Regions from separate parts of the Homo sapiens genome. Here region 2 is linked to region 1. Evidence: chromatin contacts called from ENCODE Hi-C or POLR2A ChIA-PET data. All regions are on one chromosome and are shown on one strand. Each heading gives the region's core, a stretch centred on a gene start or an enhancer-like site at or near the end of the contact. The rest is flanking DNA. Distances are from core to core; before and after follow the strand shown. Region 1 holds the start of GDPD5 (glycerophosphodiester phosphodiesterase domain containing 5). Region 2 holds the start of MAP6-AS1 (MAP6 antisense RNA 1).

Region 1 (4,298 bases), core at 632-3,131:
GGAACGCCAGGCTAGGGATGTAGGGCTTGGTCATGCTGGCAACCGGGAGCCAGAGAGGGCTCTGGACAGAGGGAAGGGCCACAAGGTTTCTTAGCGTCAAGTTCAACAAGTAAAGGCAAAACTGCCTTCTCCCAGCCCTCAGGCTCCAGAGACCAGTCCCAACTTCCTGGGCCCAACTTGCCTACTCCCAACCCCTGGGCCTGAAGAAGACAGGGCACCCTCAAGTCCGCAGCCTGAACTTCAGCCTCCAGCTCACCCTCTTCTTTGTTCTTCCAACCAGTCTCTCAGCCATAGTCTGATGCCATTTCTTTTGCAGGGAATGCCCATGCTTCACCCTCTGAAGCCTGCTGCCTGCCCAGTCCCTCACCTGGTTCCCTGCCAAGTAGCACCTTTATTCTTCTTTTATAGATGAGGAAACAGAGGCTCAGAGAGGGAGAGTAACCTGTTAAAGCCACACAGCTTTACCCTAGAATTTGATAATGATGGGTGGATAGAACTCTGTGCCAGCTGTGTGGTCTCGGGAACGTCACTTAGCCTCTCTGTGCTGAGTCCTCATCTGTGAAATGGGGTACCTATCACAACATAAGGTTGGTGTGAGGTTTACAAAGAGACTGTACTGTGCCACCAACATCCCTTAGCTCCCCAGGCCAGTTAGCGGCTTTCACATGGTCCCTACCCCACTCCCCCGCGGCACACATTCAACTTTCATTCATACATCAGTTCCCTCCAACACCTTCTCTGCGCCTGGTCCTGTGCACACACTGAAGACGGCTCCTTGGCCAAGCACAGGGCTCACACCTATAATCTCAGCACTTTGGGAGGTCGAGGCAGGAGGATCGCCGGAACCCAGGAGATCGAGACCAGCCTGGAAAACATAGGGAGACCCTGTCTCTACAAAAAATTTAAAAATTAGCCAGATGTGGTGGTGCACGCCTGTAGTCACAGCTACTCCGGAGGCACAGGTGGGAGGATCTCTTTAGCCTGGAAGTTCGAGGCTGCAGTGAGCCGTGATAGTGCCACTGCACTCCAGCCTGGGCCACAGAGCGGGACCCTGTCTCAAAATAAAATGAAATAGAAAATAAAGACGGCTCCTGCACCCAACGCGCGGGGTGGGAAGGGGCGGGAGCGGACTGCAGATGCATCACGATTCGAAGTGTGTGTCCTCACACAACTCTGCTCTTGAGTTCGTATTTTTAAAATTGACCACGACGCTCCTCCTCGGGGATGGGCGCAGGGAAGGGAGGCTTGTGGAAGACAAATTCGCTCATTTCCAAAAACTTATTTTTCACCGTTTCCTGAAATCTGAACACTTCCCAGCCCAACTCTCACCTCTGAGCGCCGAGCACTAGAAGCTAGGGAGAAGCAAGGTGTCGGTGGCATCCCACCACTCAGGAGGGCTCGCTCCAGCGTCCCTGGGACCCCTGACCCCGGATATCCTCCACCTTGCCTCGCCCCGGCTTCTTTTCCTACACTGGCCCCTGCTCCTTCCCCGTGACCCCCGCAATCCCCGCACAGCAGTCCCCATGCCCCCGTCCCAGGCAAGCCAGCCCTCTCGCCTCTCCCTCCTTCCGGGTCCCGAGGCCAACCCCCTCCCCGATTCGGCCCGTTCCGAACCCCCAGCCCCGCCATTGTCCTCTTGCAGCCGCACCTCTCCATTGTCCGCCCCGCCCTCTCCGAGGTAGAATCCGCTTTCCGCAGGGCGCCGCTCCGCTCCCACCCTCGGATTGGCTCCTGCGGCCCCACGCGCGAGGCCCGGGAAGGGGAGAGGGCGCGCACCCCGCCCCTGCCCGCAGCCGGCCGGGGGCGGGGTCTCTGCTGACTCCGCCCCGTCCGGGCGGGGCCGCGCAGGCTGGCGCTGGGGCGCTGGGCGGCGCTGTTTCGGCTGAGCTCGGGCTGCGGCTCCGGTGGGGGTGGGTGGCGGGGATGACAGCGGAGGTGGCAGCGGCGCGGCGCTGAGCGAGCGGCGAGGGAGCAGGGGAAGAGGAGGAAGTGGAGCCGCGGCCGGGAGCTCGGGAGTCGGCCGCCGCGCCGAGGTTCGCCCCGTTTTGCAGAGAGAGCCGAGTCGGGACCTGGAAAGACTTCCCCGCGGGGCTCCGGCCGCCGCGCCTCCCCGCCGGCGCCTGCCCTGCCCTGCCCGTCCCAGCCCCGCGGTTCGGGGCGTGCGGCCGGGACGCGCGGAGCCCCGGCCCTGACCCGCTGCGCCGGGACGGGACGCTCCTAACGCCGCCGTACCGGTCCGTGGTTGCAGGGTCGCTCCGCGCCTTTCCGTCAGTGAGGGTCGGAACCCCAGCTCCAGGGCTAGCGCAGTGTGGCCCCAGGCCCTCGCCTCCGGTGCACGGGACCCCGGACCCCCCCAGCCTCTGGCTTCACGAGACCCCAACCTTCAGTTGGAACAGCTTGGAACAGCGCGAGCGCCCGGGAAGCCCTGGCCGGGTCGTGCGCTCGGTGAGGGGTCCTAGGCGGGCAGGACAGTCGGACCGAACCGCCGGGCTGGTGCCGCGAGCCCAGGCTGTCACCTTCGTCCCGCCTCAGGTGAGGGGTTCAGCGCCTGCCCCGAAGATAACACAGGGGTCCCCTTCTGTCCCGGCGGCCTGCGAGAGCCAAGGCTGCAGGTGAGAGCCCCGGATGCGCGGCAGGAGCGGTCCCCGACCCCATCGCGGCAGCGCGGGGGCCAGCGGAGGGAGTGTCAGGGGAAACAAGCAGAGGCTGGAACTGGCTGGGAGGGGGCGCGGGAAGGGGAGGGGAAAGAAAGAAAACGGGTACTTATTGAGCGCCCATTGTGTGCGGGTTCGCGCCCTGCCCCGCCCCGCCCCGCCTAAGCCTCACTGCTACTCCTGAAATAGGTGTTGTGTATTATTATCGGCGCTTGCAGATGGAGAAACTGAGGCTTAACGGGGCTGAGTGACCTCCTTTCACTGCGGGGAGGAGACTGGGGAAGCGGGAGAGGATAGAGGGGGAAGAGGCAGAGCACTTGAGCGCTGATGCTAAAGCTGAGGAAGTGGCTTCTTCTTGCCTCCCGCTCCCTGGCCATGTCACCCGCGAGGAAAGGTGACTCAGAGTTGAGGGTAGAGGTGGGAAGCTTCCCAGTTCCAAAGCTTCTCTCCCTGTGGGCCCAGGATGTGAGAGCAGCAGCTCCTGGCCCTTGTGTGTCAGACTCCAGGGTCTCTAAGACACTCTGGAGGTCCTGAGACGTGCTTATCTGTTGGTGAATTCACTGCAGAGATCCCCAAGTAAGGGTCTGTCAGAGCTGGAGATGTAGCCCCTCTGGGGTGGCTGGAGATGTGGCTCACGTGACTCACCTCCCTCACATTACTAATGGGGACACTGAGGCCCACCCGAAGGGAGTGCCAGTTGTCCGATCCTAAAGCCAGTGAGTCCTTGAGCCACAAGTAGACTTGAGAAAACCTTCCTGAGCATCCTTCAAGGTATGCACACTCCTCCCCAGTTAGGATCTTCTGGATAGGTGGCTGGGGCTTTCCCTATCGCTGATGTGAGATCTGGGCGACCATGTATGAGGCTGTGGTGAGAATTAGTGTGGTTGGTTGCTGGGGCCCCGAGGAATGCCTGCAACCGCATTGCCTTTGGCCCAAATGGAAGGTCCAACCTCATTTTCTTCTGGGCAGGGGAACCTGCAGGATACCTCTGCCCAGGAAGGAAGGGACCTGCTCAAGGTCTCAAGGCTGGGGGCTCCCAGGGCTGGGGCACAGTCCCAGGTGTCTTTATTCCCAGGCAGGGGATGCTTCTGCTGCCCCCAAGGCATGTAGGGAGAGGGGTGTTGTGAAAGAGCCCTTGGCATGGACTCTGTGGGCTCTTATTCTGTGTGGGGACGGGGAGGGGATATGGCCTTGGTCTGGGCCCTGTGGCCTTGGCTAGGCCTAGTTAACCCTAGAGATGCCCAACTCCCTGGAGTCAAGGGGAAACCACCTTGGAAAGCCCCTGGAAGGTGGAGGAGCGTGGTGAGAGGTCTGTGGAAGTCTGAAGCTCAATCCCTGGGGGTGGAAGGGTTAGGGGATCCCAAAAGACAAGGTGACTGAGGGGCTTGGGATTCCCTCTACCCCAGACCTCTGTCTGGGGCTTCAAATCCTCGCAATAATCTCTATGTCTAAACAAAGCTCTTTGATGAAATAATTTCACACCTGTGATCTCCTTTCATGACGTGGAGAGAGCCTGGAACCTAGAGTGAAGCAGAGGAGGGTTGCAGAGTCACTTGTGACCTCTTGATGCATCCATGGTTCCAAGTGCCACTTTAAAATAGGTTATGGCAGGCTGTGTGTTACCTGCTCAGTTAGTGGGGCCAT
Region 2 (4,298 bases), core at 1,158-3,657, 57 kb before region 1:
TAGGACGAGGCAGGGGTGATCCATTTTCTGAATTCCAGGAAATCAGGGAGGGAGTGGGGGTGCGTCCTGTGGGCTGTGATTGTGGGGCTGGCAGGCCGAGGAACAGCCACAGCCAGGCTGTGGGGAGGACGGCTGGGAGCTGCCAGCGGGCCTGGGGCTCAGCCTCAGTCAAAGATGGGTCCGGCCGGGATGCCACTGGCAGGGGCCGCAAGGCCATATTACAGCCTCCCTTTCAAAGCCCAGAGCCCCCAAGAAGCTAGGGTGGAGGCTCCACCAGTTGCCCCCACCAAAGCTGGCTCCCAAGGAATACTGCTATCCCTTTCAAAGGAGCTCAGCTCAGTTCTTACAGGAAAATCATCAGAGGAAATACAGTATGGAGGACACCCAAATAGTCTAGTTTTCTAAGCAAGCCTTCCCCATCCAACTGGCCCCAAGCCTGCCTCCTCACCCCGTTCCCAACAGCACTAGGGTTTTGTCTATACACACACAAACACACACACACACACACACAGAGAAAGAGAGAGAGAGACGTTTCTTCACAGTGAGGTTGGCTTTTTTTGGCCCAACACAAAAGTAGCCCTCAGAGCTTGCTGCCATATGAGCTCCAATAGTCAGAAACCTGAAGATAAGACAAGGCCACATTGAGGCTAAAGAATTGCGTGTGAAGGTCGGGCTCGATGGCTCACGGCTGTAATCCCAGGACTTTGGGAGGCCGAGGTGGGTGGATTATTTGAGGTCAGGAGTTCAAGAGCAGCCTGACCAACATGGTGAAACCCTGTCTCTACTAAATATACCAAAATTAGCTGGGTGTAGTGGCAGGCACCTGTAATCCCAGCTACTTGGGAGGCTAAGGCACGAGAATCGCTTGAACCTGGGAGGCAGAGATTGCAGTGAGCTGAGATCTAGCCACTGCACTCCAGCCCGGGCGATAGAGCGAGACTCTGTCTCAAAAAAAAAAATCGCATGTGGACACCTTCCTCCTCCTCCCAGTCCTTCCTCTGACCCACACACCAGGTCCCATGACACACACGTTTCCACAGGCCAAGCGAACCGTGGCGCCATCTCTGAGAAGCAGAACAAGGTTTCCCTGAGGGCCTCCGAGACACCCGGGGGCAGATGTCCAGGCCACTGGCTACCAAGGCTTGACCTCTGAAGAGACGTCTGGAAACAGGGCCTGGTAGTCAGCTGCCCTGGGGCTGGGGGGAGGATGGTCACAAGCCCCACATGAAGGACGCTGCGCTCCCTCAGAGAGTGTCAGAATGGAAAGAGATGTGGGTCCTGTTCCAAGCGTTGCGGACTTAAGAGGTCAGAGAGAATCGCCCAGAAAAAGTTCAGAGGGGCTGGCCCGGAGCTGTAAGGAGGAACCAGGGAACTGTGGTGCCCGGAGTGATTCAATCAGGAGACAGTGAGGCCGGGTCGAAAGCTGGGAGGGCCGGCGCAGATGAGGACTGAGGGGTGGCCGCTAGATCTGGCAGTTTCTGCTATGAGCCCAGAGCCAGCCCCTCAACATCTTCATTTGCAAGCCGGTCCTGACGCACAGAGCAGCGCCTCTGAGCTGCAGGCCTTCCCAGCTCAGTCCAGTCCAGCCCTCCACTACCCAGAAAGAAGGCCCAGTGCGGGAGGAGGGGCTCTGGGTCCCCATCTTGGGGTGGGGCAGGGAGGGCGGGGGCGCACCCGACTCTCCTGGCCCTTCTTACAAGCAGGCTTCACTCGAGGCCTAGCTCCTCCCTGCGGCAGCCACTTCCCAGTCTCCCGCGGCGTCCCCTTCCCCACCTCTCCCTCCTCCCTCCTCTCCTTCTTCCTCCCAGCTGCGGGAACTCACAAAGCAGGGGCGACCGCAACCCCGCAGTCCGCGGGCTCCCGCGCCCCTGCTGCAGCCGCCCGGGGAGGGGAGAGGACGGCCCCGCGGCGCCGCAGAAAGGGCGCCCCTACGCCGCGAGGGGCAGGGAGTCGGGGGGTCTCTGGAATGGGAGGCTCCCCACCCGGCCCAGAGGCAAAGGCGACCCGCTGAAACTGGATGGGCCGGCGGCGGAACTCCGACCCGAGAGTCCCACTCCGAAGATGCCCAGGCTCGGGAGGGCGTCTCCGCCCACAGAGCCCCGCTACCAGGGCTCTCGGCTCGGAAACAGCAGCCCCCGTCCCCGCGCACTCGCACAGCCCCCCGCCTGCAGGCTCATCTCCGGCCCCGCCCCGGGCTCCGGGCTCCGCCGCCCGTGCAGCCTGGCCCCGCGAGACCTCGGGACGCGGGATCGGGCCGGTGGGAAGGATAGTGCCCTGGCGAGGGTGGGCGAAAGAGGCCCCGGTATCTGCGCTCTGCCTACCCGCTTTGGGCCGCTAGAAGGCCTGGCTGGGAGACCCTTTCCGGGAGCTGGGCCGAGGCCTCTCTGGAGTCCCCGGTGGCTGGTCTGGGGAAAGGCCGCGATGTTAGTCCTCACACAATGGACCCCACCCGTGATACCTGCCGACGCCCCACACGGCCTAGGCACCTTGTGCCATATTGGGGGAGCGGGGAGACGGTCTATGTGGACAAGGGACAGGAGCCAACTCGGACTGGAGCGACACTTTCGGGAGTCTGTGCCGCTGAGTGGATGGATGGTCTAGAGGAAGTGGGTGGGAATGCACTCGGGTTGACCCAGTTCTCAGCCAGAAACCGGGAAATCCTTTTCAGTACCAGTCTCCGACCCTCAGCTTCCAAACTATCAGTAAGACCTGCCTGGCCTTCCTGCTAAATAGCAAATTTGCCCACTTTTCACTATCTCTATGGCCACCCCCTCTTACCTCACCCATCTCACAATTTGTAATTCAGTCTATGCATCACAGCATGGCACTCAGGTGTAAGAAATGCCACGTCTTTATTTTGGTAAATCTAATTAAATAGACTGGGAGCCCCCTTCTCTCGTTGCCACGGTTGACAGGAAATCTGATATTAGTCATTTTCCTGGAGCCTCATCCTGTCTTTGGGGCTTATCACAATTCCAGGAGGTTCAGGCCATCCTGAGAAGAATCACTATGGCTTCCCTGAGCCCAAGCCGGGGGGCTGGCAGCCCCTCTCCCTCTCCCTAGGGCTTGGCTGGGGACCTCCCAAAGCCTGCCCAGGTTGTGGTATTTCTGCCCAGTTTGCCCAGGCATTCCTATAGCTTCCACATCTGAGCCCATCCCTCAGAGGCCCTGCAACCCAGCCCGCAGGCGCGTGGCCCTTTCTGCACACCTTCATTCCCGGAGGGAAGCCACTCCATCCCTCATCCATCAAAGCACCTGCACTTTCACTCCCTCTCCACCTTGGGCCATCAGTTCAACATCCTCTGCTGGGTGTGGTGGTGCATGCCTGTAGTTCCAGCTATTTCGGAGGCTGAGGCTTGAACCCAGGAGCTCAAGGCTGCAGTGAGCTCTGATCATTCTACTGTGCTCAAGAGCCCATCTCTTGAAGTGGGGGGAAAAGGGGAAAAATCCTCTACGGCGTTTATTCTGGTTCTGGGTGGGCCAGGGCTTCACTGTTTTACATTCCCACCCACAGTGTAGGAGGGTTCCAGTTTCTCCACATCCTTACCAACACTTGTTATTGTCCATCTTTTTCATGTAGCAGTAATTTCTTTGGCTTGTTCCAGAATCTTACATTTTTTTCTTACATAAAAATTGGTATCTAATAAATATGAGTAGATCTCTATTGTTGTGTGGATTAATGGGAATCCAGGAAACAGCTTGTTTTGGCAGGAGGATGGACTCAATTTGGTGTCCAGACTTCTGGACATGGTGGTCTGAGACTGGGAAAAGGGTCTGAGCTGAAGGCGGAGATGCAGACCTCATTGAAATGTGAGCCTCGCCAACCCACAGAAGGTAAAAAGGCTATGAGAGAGGGTGAGTTTACCCAGCAGGAGTGTGGAAAGCGAGAGACGGATGGGGTCAGGTCAGAGCGCTGGGAAACACCCACATTCAGGGGACAGGCAAAAGAAGGAGCCCCCAAGTGGAGGCTGCCCTAAAGCAGCAGAGGAGTCAGAAGAAAACTAGAAAGGAATGTCACCTTGGGGAAGACATCAAGGATGAAGAGTTAACAGGGTTAGAGACCATAACGGCTTCCCTGCAATATGGATTTAGAATCTGTTGAACAAAATGGGCAAAATGTCGTTACATATTGAAGTTTTGTGATGGGTACTATTATTTATTTATTTTGAGATGGAGTCTCACTCTGTCGGCCAGGCTGGAGTGTGGTAGTGAAATCTCCGCTCACTGCAACCTCCGCTTCCCAGGTTCAAGTGATTCTCCTGTCTCAGCCTCCCGAGTAGCTGGGACTACAGGCGCAC

Evidence for each region. A loop is a pair of places that touch in the nucleus more often than their neighbours do. ChIA-PET counts read pairs that join two places held with the same protein, here RNA polymerase II (POLR2A). Pooled maps may share reads with other maps.
Region 2: a loop to region 1 is called in a map of CD8-positive, alpha-beta T cell, with 2.8 times the contacts of the local background. The contact joins the promoter of MAP6-AS1 here to the promoter of GDPD5 in region 1. A Hi-C loop is called at or near these places in 7 of 168 maps with a recorded cell type or tissue (CD4-positive, alpha-beta memory T cell, CD8-positive, alpha-beta T cell, DLD1 and 4 more), 5 of 37 single-sample maps with no recorded cell type and 9 of 50 pooled maps. POLR2A ChIA-PET finds 5 or more read pairs at or near these places in 7 of 52 experiments (BJ, H1, HEK293 and 4 more).

What each region holds. Positions count from the first base shown.
Region 1 is chr11:75,523,524-75,527,821 of GRCh38, reverse strand. It overlaps GDPD5 (glycerophosphodiester phosphodiesterase domain containing 5), which reads left to right and starts at 1,881. Exons shown (of 17, transcript NM_030792.8): 1 at 1,881-2,612. RefSeq lists silencers at 1,554-1,613, 1,664-2,183 and an enhancer at 2,030-2,530.
Region 2 is chr11:75,581,305-75,585,602 of GRCh38, reverse strand. It overlaps MAP6-AS1 (MAP6 antisense RNA 1), which reads right to left and starts at 2,407. Exons shown (of 2, transcript NR_145823.1): 1 at 2,322-2,407. RefSeq lists an enhancer at 794-1,373 and silencers at 2,120-2,269, 2,280-2,389.